Linked DNA regions of Mus musculus: region 1 is linked to region 2. A link is a contact called in ENCODE Hi-C data. All regions are on one chromosome and are shown on one strand. Each heading gives the region's core, a stretch centred on a gene start or an enhancer-like site at or near the end of the contact. The rest is flanking DNA. Distances are from core to core; before and after follow the strand shown. Region 1 holds the start of Akap5 (A kinase (PRKA) anchor protein 5). Region 2 has its middle 17 kb from the start of Esr2.

Region 1 (6,342 bases), core at 1,198-3,697, 130 kb after region 2:
TCAGCTCCCATTCTTCTAAGGCCAAAGCCGGTGCAGGCGAGCTGCACTTGAGTTTCTAAGATGCTCTTCACTGCTGCTCTTTCAGCCTGCATCTCTCATTGTCCGATGCTTTCTCTTCTTTTCAAGTGGGTCTTGCGATGTAGCGCAGCCTGGCTAGGGATGTATGGTCCTTCTGCTTTAGCTACTCAAGTCCTGGGATTGAGCTACTACACCTGGCTCCAAGTGGTTTCTACTAAGATAGCCAGGTTACCCCATCATAGCCAGGTTACCCCATCAATCATCTGCATGAGCTTCCTCTCCTAAAATGACCGCCAACTCCCAGGTCTGCTGGATTTGGAAAAGCTTAAGAGTTTCTTCCCGCTCGTCTCAAGTTCAAAACTACCAAAAACGGTTAACATATAACCGGCTTGCGGGTATAAAGTCATTTCACACATCTGTGCTTGCTGGATGAACAAAGCTAACTCATTTGGATTTTTTTTTGAGATGGGATCTCATGTAGTCCAGGCTGGCCTTAGATTCCCTGTGTAGCCAAGGATGGCTTTGAAAAGTCTCATCCTGCTGTCTCTACCTCCTAAGTACTGAGATCACAGGCTTGTTTCACCCTGTCCAAACCGCACACTGGCAAGTGTGTGTGTGTGTGTGTGTGTGTGCGCACTCGCGTGCACGCAGAGGGCTTACAGGGGCCAGAAGAGGATCCCCTGGAGTTAAAGGCAGTTATAGAGAACTGAAATGTGCGCTGGGAATTGAACTCTGATTCTCTGCAAATCAAGAACTCTCTTTTTAAAATTATTTTTCTTTTATGTACATTGGTGTTTTGCCTGCATGTGTGAGGGAGTCATATTCCATGGAAAAAAGTCAGAGACAGTTATGAGCTGCCATGTGGGTGCTGGGAGTTGAATCTGGGTCCTCCCGGTCTGTTTTGTGCCTTAAGAGTTTATTCCTTATCAGGTCTGGTTGGAGTAAATCTAGACTAGAGAGTCTGAGGAAGGTAAAATATATTCCTTGAAAAACCATCCCCAAGTGGACATCTGATATTGACCTCTCAAAGGTCATGGTCCACTTAAGAAAGGGGACAGGGTCTTGTTCTTCCGCGTCCCTGGGGCTTTCGAGCTCTGTGCTAGGAGGAGCCCTGGAGGAGGCTGAGGCCTGCTGGAGTACCACATCCATGCTGACAGGTGAGCACAGAACATGGCCCATGTGACATCTCATATCAGAACCGCGGCTGGATTACTGTTTCCTTTAGGACATCCCTTGGGGTCTGCTTACCTTGTTCCTCTCAAGTGGGGACGGAGATGAGGGTGCTCACTATTCCAGCCCCATTTGGAGCAAAGGGTATTTGCCTGGTGTGCACAGAGCCTGAGGTTTGGACATGGTGAAACAAGCCTGTCAGAGTGTGTGTGTGACTTACAGGGTCTCAGCTTGAAAACATCCCAAAGCCACAGGCCCTGAGCTGGGGAGGCCACACCTTTGTGTGCACAGAGCCATATTTGTGCTGGTTCCCACCTGAGCTGACACCTTCCTGTTCCAGAGTGAGGACTGTACCAGTACCAGGTTGAGGTTCTGTTTAGTGAGTTTATTTCTGTTTCTCACCATATATATATAATTTTCTCCATAGCCAGGTGCAGCTTCTGAGGTGGAGGTGGGTGAATCTCAGTGAGTTCAATACCAGGCTGGTTCACAATGAGTTTCAGGTCGGTCGTACAGAGCTACACAAATAAAATGTCTGCCAGTGGATGGTGGCACAGGCCTTTAATCCCAGTACTCTGGAGGCAGAGACAGGTGGATCCCTGTGAGTTTAAGGCCAGCCTGGTCTACAGAGTGAGTCCCAGGACAAGCAAGGCTACACAGACAAACCCTGTCTCGACAAAATAAATAAAATAAAATCCTCCCCCGGCCCCTTATTGTCTCTGTACTGTTATGAATCTTGCTTTTTAATTTTGTTTTTGCAAAAGATCCAGCTAGGGCTGGTTACAGGTGGTTGTGAGCCGCCTAATGTGGGTGTATGGGGATCGATCTTAAACCCCCTGGAAGAGAAATACGTGCTGTTCACCGCTGAGCCATCTTTCCCATCAATCTTTATCTGTAGATATGCTTTCTACCTTGTCTTTAATGTTCCAGGGGGGATTCACGGTGGGAGCCTTATAAATTCAAACAAGGTTTTTACGGATGTGCGTCTCAGGAAATGAGGGGTTTCTACCCTCTTGCAGTCCTCCTGCTTTGCTTTAGTGGTCCCTCCACCCTGGTCCTGATGTCTTTATGCAGCGGTGATGCGTCCGGGGCGGGAGCACGGAGGTCTCTCCCAGGCCGCTGGGCAGTCGGCTGGCAGGTGGCTGGCTGAGTTCACCCCGCCCCCGGCCCTAGCCCCGCCCCACTGCTCCACGCGCATTGGCGCGACCAGCTGTCTCTCTCCGCGCTGGGGAGGGGGCGCGCGGCTGCGGTCCCTCTGCAGAGGGCTGCGCGCTCCGCGGTCTCCGGGGCTCTCCGTTGTTTGGGCCCGTGCTCCTCGACCTCGGGAGCAGAGCTGGCCAGAGACCGCGACGATCTGGGTAAGTAGAGGCAAGACTAGAGGCTCTGGGTCAGAATCTGGTGCACTGAGCCCTGGTAACGGCGGCAGACCCCGGGTCCTGGTCACCAGATTGTGAGGGACACGACTGCAAGGTCGCCGATCCTCAGACGGCTCCAGGTGGGTGACCCTGGGCTGTTCTGCCGCCCGCTCGCTTCGCACGAGTTGCAGCTGCTGCTTTGGCACCGGCTGCCTACCTAACCCTTTTCCTTTAGGGGTTTTCTGGGGAACTGTGATTTTCGGCTCCGGGCTATGATAGTTCTGCAGATAGCTTGAAGCTGGGCTATCTATTCCACGCCCCCGGTATTTTCCTTTCTGAGCACTTTATCCTGAGCTCTGTCTCCTGCCATAGGGGCGTCAAGCTTGGAGAATCCTTCCTCCAGGAGGAAGCTTCGCGGTTCGTGTCTAGTGCTGGGAAGGGTTCCTTGCTCTGTTCAGATAGTGGTTGCTCTCTGTTGCTCAAGGGGAGAAGGGTGGTGGTTGTTTTCTGTGGTCTTGGACAGGAGATTCTGCCAGGAAAGGACAGCAGGGACTTTAAGGTTTCCAAGACAATAATGGTCCTCTCGAAGGTAAAGGTGAATCATTTGCAGTCTTAACACTCTGCAAAGTTTTAATGCCTGCAGGCTGCATCCTTTCCCTGCCTCGCCTACACTTGTTGGGGTGTTGATCTCTACAGTGATGTACATTAAAAGAAACCTCTCGTGCAACCATCTAGGCCATTTAGGTTAGTTTCAGAGACTTTCCGGAATATAATCTCATTTGAATATTTCTTCTATTAATACACACACTTAGAAGGAATGATCTCTAGAGCGCTGGAGGCTCAGGGAAAGAAGACGTGGAAGCCATTAAGACTGGGTTCTAGTTCTAGTGCTAGGGTGTGTGAGGAGAGACTGCAAATGTTATACTGGTCCCATCATTCTAGAATTTTATGTTTCTTTGTAGAAAGATGAAGCTTTCAATACTTACCCTTAAAAAAACAAAAGAAAAGCCTTAGCTCTTAAAACGGTTTTTCAGGGTTCCAGTTCTACAGAGAATTGGGAACTGGTACCCAAGTGAAAGCTCTGTGAAGAATATGCATGAAAGGCTCCCCTGCGCCTAACTCAGGGCTCAGCACCTAAAATGCACGGAGCTGTTGTTAGCTAGTCATTCCAGGTCCTCATTCCTTAAGCCTTGCCATTCTGTGGACTATTACTTTTTTTGGTGGCACTGGGGCTCAAACCCAGAATCTTGTGGCACGTTAGGCCAATGTTCTGTCACTAAGCTATGTGTCAGTTTAGTTTTACATGTTTTTCTGAGACAGGGTCTCACGTAGCTGGTGCTGTCTTCAACTCTACTATGTAGCTCTGTGGATGGCCTTGATTGAGACTCCTGCCTCCACCTCCCACTTGCTGGAATTACAGTCACGCGTGGTCACAAGCAGCCTCAGATTAGCATTTTAAAGCAATTTACTTTCTCTTGGACCTCGAGGCGCAGTGAAAGAACGCAGTTCAGAAACAGGCAGTCTTGGGTTAAATCTGAGCGCTGTTGCCACCGACAAGCTTTGTAGTCTCAGGCAGGCAGACTGCTTAACTGCAGATGGAGATATCACCACCTCCTCACTCTGCAACACTGCGGTGCAGGTTAGAGATGTATGTGAAAGTGCTCAGCGCTGCTGCCTCGTACACGGGAGTCGCGCAACCGACGTTGGCTGGAACCGTCACTAACTTACCTCCAGCTGTGTGCAGTTACAGTGGGGAAACATGAGTAGCAGGCACTTCACTGAAGATGTCAAAGTTACACAACGACTTTTAAGAGTAGAGAATGACAGCGATGCTAGATTTTTTTTTTTTCTGAGAGTATGTATGGAAAGTAGCGCCTCCTTGGTGAAATGTATGTACATTTTTAGAACAGAAACCTTATGCTACAATAGAACGAACACCAGAGAGTCAGATTTTCTACTTCTAACTCTGGCTAGGTCCTCATCTAGCTGAAGGCTTTCTGCAAGCTCTAGCTGCCCACTGGGAGCTCACGTTGATCATTAATTCATCGTGAGCCATCTCCCATGTCCCTCGTAGTACCAGCGTTCTTCGTGGTATGTGATGAGACAGTACTCAGGCTTCCCTACCACACTGCCCTCTCTTTTCTTGTTATTTGCTAAACTTTCCATATGGGACCATAAACAATTCTTGGAGAAGATAACTGGGCACACTAGCAGAGTGACCTCAAACAAAATCTGAGCAAAATGAGTTCACACTCAAATCTTTTTGATAGGGTAAAACCAAGCCTCGCTTTTTAGCCCTAAGTTGTTGTAGTATGTACTTTCTGTGGAATGCATGCACCATATGATACAGTTTATATTAAAAATAATAGGCTTCCTCCAGGCAGTGGTGGCGAACGCCTTTAATCTCAGCACTTGGGAGGCAGAGGCAGGTGCATCTCTGAGTTTGAGGCCAACCTCATCTACAGGGTGAGTTCCAGGACAGCCAGGGCTACACAGAGAAACCTTGTCTGGAAAAACCAAACAAAATAACGTAATAAAATAAATACCCTGAAATAAACCCTACTTTTTTCTCTCATCAGGTTGGGCTTCAAATAAAGAAGAAGTTGAGCCAGGAAAGTGCTTTCATTCAAAGAGTAAATTAAAAGAAGACACCGTGAGGCTCAGATAAACAAGGCGTTCGTGTCCTGAAGAAGTCACAGAAACAGCTGTGGTGTGAGGGGAGAGTGGACACGTAGGAGAAATCGGAGCTGGTGTGATATTTCTGTCACAAAAGACTTTCGGAGGAAGGGAAAAGACACGTTTCTAGAGAATGAAAGAGTGCAGCGTCAAAATGGAGACCAGCGTTTCTGAGATTCAGGTAGAGACGAAGGACGAGAAGGGACCAGTAGCAGCCAGTCCTCAGAAAGAGAGGCAGGAGAGAAAAACAGCCACACTCTGCTTCAAGAGAAGGAAGAAAGCGAACAAGACAAAACCCAAAGCCGGTTCCAGGACTGCTGAGGAGACAAAGAAACATACCCCCGAAGCTGGGGGCTCTGGTCAACGGCAACCAGCGGGTGCCTGGGCCTCCATCAAAGGCCTTGTGACACACAGGAAAAGGTCCGAGCCTGCAAAGAAGCAGAAGCCGCCTGAGGCAGAGGTGCAGCCCGAGGATGGGGCTCTTCCTAAGAAAAAGGCAAAATCCAGACTTAAGTTTCCTTGCCTAAGATTCTCAAGAGGGGCAAAGAGAAGTCGTCATTCCAAACTCACAGAAGATTCAGGCTACGTCAGAGTCCAGGGAGAGGCAGACGATTTGGAGATAAAAGCCCAGACCCAGCCAGATGACCAGGCAATCCAGGCTGGGTCTACCCAGGGCCTACAGGAAGGTGTGTTGGTGAGAGATGGTAAGAAGAGCCAAGAATCACACATAAGCAACAGCGTCACCTCGGGAGAGAATGTGATCGCCATAGAACTGGAATTAGAAAACAAATCTTCTGCTATCCAGATGGGAACTCCTGAGCTGGAAAAGGAGACTAAGGTGATCACGGAAAAGCCAAGTGTGCAGACGCAGCGAGCAAGTCTACTTGAGAGTTCAGCAGCAGGCAGCCCTCGGTCAGTGACTTCTGCTGCTCCTCCATCACCAGCAACCACACATCAACATAGTCTGGAAGAACCCAGTAATGGCATCCGGGAAAGTGCCCCAAGTGGGAAAGATGACAGGAGAAAGACTGCTGCTGAAGAAAAGAAATCAGGAGAGACTGCACTGGGCCAGGCAGAGGAAGCTGCAGTTGGCCAGGCAGACAAAAGGGCACTAAGCCAGGCC
Region 2 (6,477 bases), core at 3,652-6,151:
GATCTGCCCGCCTCTGCCTCCCGAGTGCTATGATTAAACATGTGTGCCACCATGCCCCAGTTCGAGTAGCTATTGGTTTAAATCTCTTTGGAATTAGTGTGACTTGTTGAAAAAAAAAAGTAACTTTTCTCATTAATCTCTAAGAGCAGTTCAAAAAGAACTCAAGGTAGTTAGGCAGAGTGACTTACATTCAAGTCCTCCCAGCAACGGCTGAGCTGTAAAGGCATAAGCAGCTAGCCGTGAAAGCATAGACAACTAAGGCAAGCCTTCAGGGCCACAAATGAGTCTCAGAGCCCAGGCAGAGAGCTACAAAACTCTGAAGAGGAAGGAGGATCTGAAACCCTGTAGAGCTAAGGGTCATAAAACCCCAGCCTAGAGGGTCCGAACACTAGAATGACGCCACTTGCCACTTCTGCCTGCCTCCTGCCTCCGCAGTTGACAATACTGGAAGAAACCAGAGAATGGCCTTTAAAGAGGTTTTCTTTGCCTGCTTATTTCCTTTTTCTTTTCTTTTCTTTTCTTTTCTTTTCTTTTCTTTTCTTTTCTTTTCTTTTCTTCTCTCCTCTCTCTCTCTCTCTCTCCCTCTTTCTCTCTCTCTCTCAGATTATATTAAAGACAGGCTTAAATGGTTGGACCTGGAGGGCATCATCCTGAGTGAGGTGACCCAATCACAAAAGAACTCACATGGTATGTTCTCACTGATAAGTGGATATTAGCCCAGAAACTTAGGATACCCAAGATATAAGATACAATTTGCGAAACACATGAAACTCAAGAAGAACGAAGACCAACGTGTGGACACTTTGCCCCTTCTTAGAATTGGGAACAAAACACCCACGGAAGGAGTTACAGAGACAAAGTTTGGAGCTGTGACGAAAGGATGGACCATCTAGTGATTGCCATATCCAGGGATCCATCCCATAATCAGCCTCCAAACCCTGACACCATTGCATACACTAGCAAGATTTTGCTGAAAGGACCCTGATATAGCTGTCTCTTGTGAGACTATGCCAGGGCCTAGCAAACACAGAAGTGGATGCTCACAGTCAGCTATTGGATGGGTCACACGGCCCCCAATGGAGGAGCTAGAGAAAGTACCCAAGGAGCTAAAGGGAACTGCAACCCTATAGGTGGAACAACAATATGAACTAACCAGTACCCCGGAGCTCTTGACTCTAGCTGCATATGTATCAAAAGATGGCCTAGTCGGCCATCACTGGAAAAAAAAGGCCCATTGGTCATGCAAACTTTATATGCCCCAGTACAGGGGAATGCCAGGGCCAAAAAGTGGGAATGGGTGGGTAGGGGAGTTGGGGGGAGGGTATGGGGGACTTTTGGGATAGCATTGGAAATGTAAATGAGGAAAATACCTAATTTAAAAAAAAAAAAAAAAGAAAGTGTCATGGGCCCTTAAAAAAAAAAAAAAAAAAAGGACAGGCTTATTGGGAAGCTGCTCTCAGTGGGTGAGTTCACTGGCCCCAAGTCGCCAGGTAGAAAAGGGGGAGTAGGGGAGGGAGAGAGAAAGAAACAGGCACGCGCAAGTGCAGAGAGAGAAGAGAAGAGGCCTGCCCACTATTTTGGTGCAGGTAGAGCAAATTAACCCACTGCCAGCTGAGAGGTGACATTTTTTTTTTTAGTTGTAGGTCAGGAAGTCATGGCAGAGAAAATGGAAAGTGAAATAAAGGCCACATGCAACAGAGCTGTCTCTGTGAGGACCCTCTGAATTTGACTAATCTGGATCTCACAGTCAGCATAAAATCTGCCGTCCATCTTCCGCCTTTGCTGTATCCCAATCTGCCGTCATAGCAGCTCATCCGTGATGGCTGTGAATGTGACCCTCACAAGCTCAACAGGAAACCATGACCACTTTCGTGTGTCTTTGCAGGCAAGGACCATTTTCCCAGCAGCTCTCCTGGAACACTTCAATGTCGCAGACAAAGAGAATGGGACAGCTCAATTAGCTTGTGTGACCAGCGCAGCACACAGGACCACAAAGCATTGTGACACGTAGCAAAGAGAGAGAGGAGGTGGCTCCAGGAAAAGAAACTAGAGAGTCAGTCCGGTCGCAGTTAGAATACTTCCTTTAGATCCAACCAGGACAGTCCCTTTAGGCTGCATTTCAACCTAAGCATGGTGGCACCAGCCTGTAATCCTGGAATTTTAGAAACAGAAGAATTGCTGCAAGTCCGAGGCCAAACTGGGCTGCATAGTGAGTTCCAATCCAGCTTGGGTCACATAAGTGAGACTCATACAAATAAGCATCCAAAATCTTCAGGTTATGTCTCACAGACAACTACAATCCCAGAACTTGAAATGTGGAGGCAGGAAGATCCGTTCAAGGCTACCAGGTATGAGCTGGGCATGGTGGCACATGCCTTTAATCCCAGGGTTTAGGAGTCAGAGATAGGCAGATCTCTGCAAGTTATGACTATAAGACCCTGTCCAAAAAAAAAAAAAAAAAAAAAGCCACATGCAAGTCTAGCCTTGGGCTACATAAATTCAAGGCCATCTTTGGCAACACAAGACCCTGTCTCAAATAATAAAAATACAAGGTATGGAGAGGTGACTTAGAGGTTAAGAACAGAGACTGTTTTTGCAGAGGACCTAAGTTGGATTCACACCACCCATATCAGGCAGCTGGAAAATTGCCTGTAACTCCAACTTCAGGGTACCTGAGGATCAAGCACCTTCTGGCCTCTTCAAGGACACTGCATGCACATGCATGCACATGCACATTCCATCCCATAGACACAGAATTAAGAGTAAAAGCAGAGGCTGAAGAGATGGTACAGCAAGTTAAAATGCTGAAGGCCAGCTCAGACACTACAGGAGCTGAGTGTGGAGTCAGCGATATGCTGATGACAATGGGTGTGACCCTGCCCCTAACACACACACACACACACACACACACACACACACACACACCCCTGCTGATAGTAGCAAGGAATCTATGGGGTCAGCACTAGTAATGCTAATGGGAGCAAAACTTAATTATCTGAGGCCAGGATTCTCAGAAACTCTGAACACTTTTAACTCTTTGGGGGATGGCAAGAAAAAAAAAGAAAGGAAGAAAGAATTCACACACTTATACACACAAAGTTAGTGGATGAAGCAAAAGAGGCTTCAACAAGCAAGCTTCAACAACTCCACACATAGCAGACAGACAGACTGACAGACACATACTCACACATTGGGTGGGTAGAGCAAAGCTCTAACCATTTTACAAACATACATACATACATACATACATACATACATACATACATACATACAGTTGGATAGAGCAAAGCTCTAACAAGCAAGCTCTAAAGTTTTTTTTTTTCCCCTTTAGTCCTTTTATATTCTCTAAGACAAAGTTCTCCACGAAGAATTACCTCATTCAGAAACAAAATTGTTACATAAGAGGAAGTTACAGCACGATTCTTGGTTACATAAGACTTATTTATTTTATGTGAGCACCCTGTAGCTGTCTTCAGACACACACCAGAAGAGGGCATTGGATCCCATTACAGATGGTTGTGAGCCACCATGTGGTTGCTGGGAATTAAACTGATTACATGTTTTTCCATTAAAACTGCTAACTAAACATTTTTTAATCTTTTATTCTACGAGTTCATTGTAAGTCCAGGGCAGTACTTTTATCTATTTTTTTTTATTCCATAAACTCATTAAAAGCAATAGTTTTAGCTATCTTCTACTTTACAAATTCATTGTAAGTTCAAAGCAATAGTTCTAAAAGTCATTAAATTAACAAAGTTTTTACCAATAAACAGGCCATCTATCTTATGTCTTATTTTTTAACTCTAGCTAATTATCCATTTTATGTTGTTACACTCATATTAGAATTACCCACTCCTTACTTTACTTACCATGGTGTGCACTGAGACTTATGGCCTCGTCCCTGGGGGAGTACAGCAAGGACAAACAGGAGAAGGCACAGCAGGAGCAAGAAGCAGTCATGGGACAAGGTACACCCATCCCAGCCATGCCAAATGGTGGGTCATCTCCAGGAAGCTCACTTGCCCACTGGAGCTCTTCCTGCATGGTGTCTGCCATTAAGAGAATGCACTGCTCTTTCAGAGAGCCCACGTTTGGTCCCTAGCACCCACACAGTAGCTCACAACGTTACCTATCACTCCAGTCCCAAGGGATCCAATACTCTCTTCTGATTTCCTTTGGCATTGCATGCACCTCATGCAAATGCATACACGCAGGCACCCACATATACACATAGAGTAAATAAATGACTTAAGATAAACACACGCACAGCTGGTGAGGTAGAGGTACACGGATCTCTGTGAGTTAGAGGCCAGTTGGTCTACATAGCCAATTCCCAGGCCATCCTAGGCTACATACTAGATGGCTCAGAGGTTGTGAGCACTGGCTGCTCCTGCAGAAGACAAGGGTTCAGTTCCCAGCACCCACATAGCAGTTCCCAGCTGCTTGTAAGTCCAGGTCCAGGGGACTCAACACTTTCTGGCCTCCACAGGCACCAGGCACACAACACGGAACACTCACAAATATATAGACACTCACATATACACGTAAAATAAAAATAAGAATTTTTTAAAAGTAATAAGCTGCGCATGGTGGCACAGCCTGTAATGCCAGCCCTTGGAAGGAAAACAATCTCTGTGAGTTTAAAGCCAGCTTGCAGAGCTGAGTACACGTACAGCTTAGGGGAACCTTGCACACGGAGCACATGCAGAGTTGTAGCCAGCACTGCAAGGTTCTGGAAAACTTCCCAGCATTTAGAGTCAGACCCCAGTCTGGCTGATCTGAGAGAAAATGCGAAGCCGCCAGGAGCCAAGACAGGGAAATCACCTGCCTGCTGCGACAGAGACCAACAGGCACGCAACTCTGCCCCGCCCAACACCCCGCCCGGGCAGCGCCCTGACACCACCCCCACACCCTGATTGGCTGGAATCCAGGCACGTTTTGTTGCCAGGTCTTCGATGGACACAAGAGCAGTCCGCCTGCGCAGGCTCAAGTCGGGTAAAACTGGCTTTGCCGCACTGTTGGGATCTTCAGGACCTCAAGTTTTGTAGCAACCCGAAAGCAAATTCTGAGCAGGAAGGTGGCCTTAGCCTAGATGGCCATTTGAGTTTTCTGACCCGCAGGCAAGGACATTGGGTAGGGTCCCTCCATGTGGAAGGGAACACTTAGAGTTGAAGGCCAGCGGACAGTGAAGGAGGAGAATTTTGGGAAACCCCTGGCTGTAAAACCTAACGACTCCTACGATGACCGCCAAAGAACAGAAGCAGAATACAATGTCTCAGGGCTGTGCCTTCTAGCTCAGGTGCTTCTGGTACCACAAGATCCTGTAATTACAGAAAGTGTTTTGTCAGAGTAATTGAAGCTGCCCACAACCCCATCATTAGAACTCAGAGATCCAAGTCACATTTATTATCTTGAGATAATGTTAAGATTCTAAGCAGCTCCAGCCTTGAAGCAAGCTGTTCGTTCAGCAATGATCCAGAGCTTTTTGTACCTCTGTCTCCCTCTGCTGTTTGATTCGGGACACTGCAGTCCTCTGTGATTCTTTTATTCGCGAGGAAGGGCTGACTGTGGAAAGACCTAAGGCTTCTGTGCTTTGGAGCCAGCTTTCTGTCTTTTGTTTGGGTTGTAGCTGGCAGCATGTGTACTGATCTCAGGCAGCCTGCAGCGCAAGCAGTCAGGAGACCTGGTCTGGCTGTCCTGTGTCCTGTGTAGACAAGGAGGATGTGGGGAAGCGAACACAGAAAGGCTCCTTTGGGCATAGATACCCACATCAGCTCACTGTCTCTGCAAAACAAAACAAAACAAAACAAAACAAAACAAAACAAAACAAAACAAAACAAAAACAAAAAACAAAAAAACTACCGTACAGGCAGTTGCACTCCAGGGTCCCCTGTCCATCTCTAGGCTGAGTGAATCCGACCCTGGCGCTGCCCAAGTCCCAGCTCTGGGCTGGGGTGCTGCCCCTGGCTGTAGCTGTCTGCCTGGGGCTTGAGGACGGAGCCTCTCTGGAGCTCTCTGTAGTCGCCTCATACAGAGTCAACAATCCACACACTGCTGCAGCCTTAGATGGATGCCCCAGCCATTTATTCGGGGGTGGGGGTCGGGGCAATGGACTTTTCTCTCAGGTTAGTCAGTAAATGCTGCATAAGACGATATGCAGTGAGCTTTCATAATTACACTAAAGAAAGATATAGGCTTGGGACAACTTTGTGTTCAAGGAAACCTTCAGTTCCAAGGATGAAGCCACAGGTGTGCACACGATAAGGCAAGCCCATGTAAAACCTGTTGTTGGAACTTAGAATGAGCTTAGAGAAGGAAACACTGCTTTGAACTTGTTCTTCATACCTTTCTGAAACTCCCTTTTTATGGAACATTTTATCTATAAAGTAATTCTTTCTTACATAGAGAACTTTTTGTCTAAAACGCTATAAAAAGGCTGATAGCAATAAAGAAAGGTGGTGTAGCTGTTTTCCACTT

Evidence for each region. A loop is a pair of places that touch in the nucleus more often than their neighbours do.
Region 1: a map of CH12.LX shows a loop between it and region 2 (4-fold over the local background). The contact joins the promoter of Akap5 here to the enhancer-like site in region 2. A Hi-C loop is called at or near these places in 6 of 37 maps with a recorded cell type or tissue (CH12.LX, Patski, gastrocnemius and 2 more).

Annotation. Positions count from the first base shown.
Region 1 is chr12:76,322,444-76,328,785 of GRCm38, forward strand. Akap5 (A kinase (PRKA) anchor protein 5) reads left to right here and starts at 2,448. Exons shown (of 2, transcript NM_001101471.1): 1 at 2,448-2,546; 2 at 5,123-6,342. The coding sequence starts at 5,374. It overlaps Gm40443 (a long non-coding RNA gene), which reads right to left and starts at 721. Exons shown (of 3, transcript XR_001780628.2): 1 at 1-721.
Region 2 is chr12:76,191,300-76,197,776 of GRCm38, forward strand. No RefSeq gene overlaps it. Among named protein-coding and RNA genes, the nearest start is that of Esr2, 17 kb to the left of the region's middle. Within about 2 kb of position 4,902, at least 1 of the 3 ENCODE cell types and tissues checked has a DNase peak (open chromatin) inside an H3K27ac peak, as active enhancers do; it is gastrocnemius, where a contact is called at or near this core.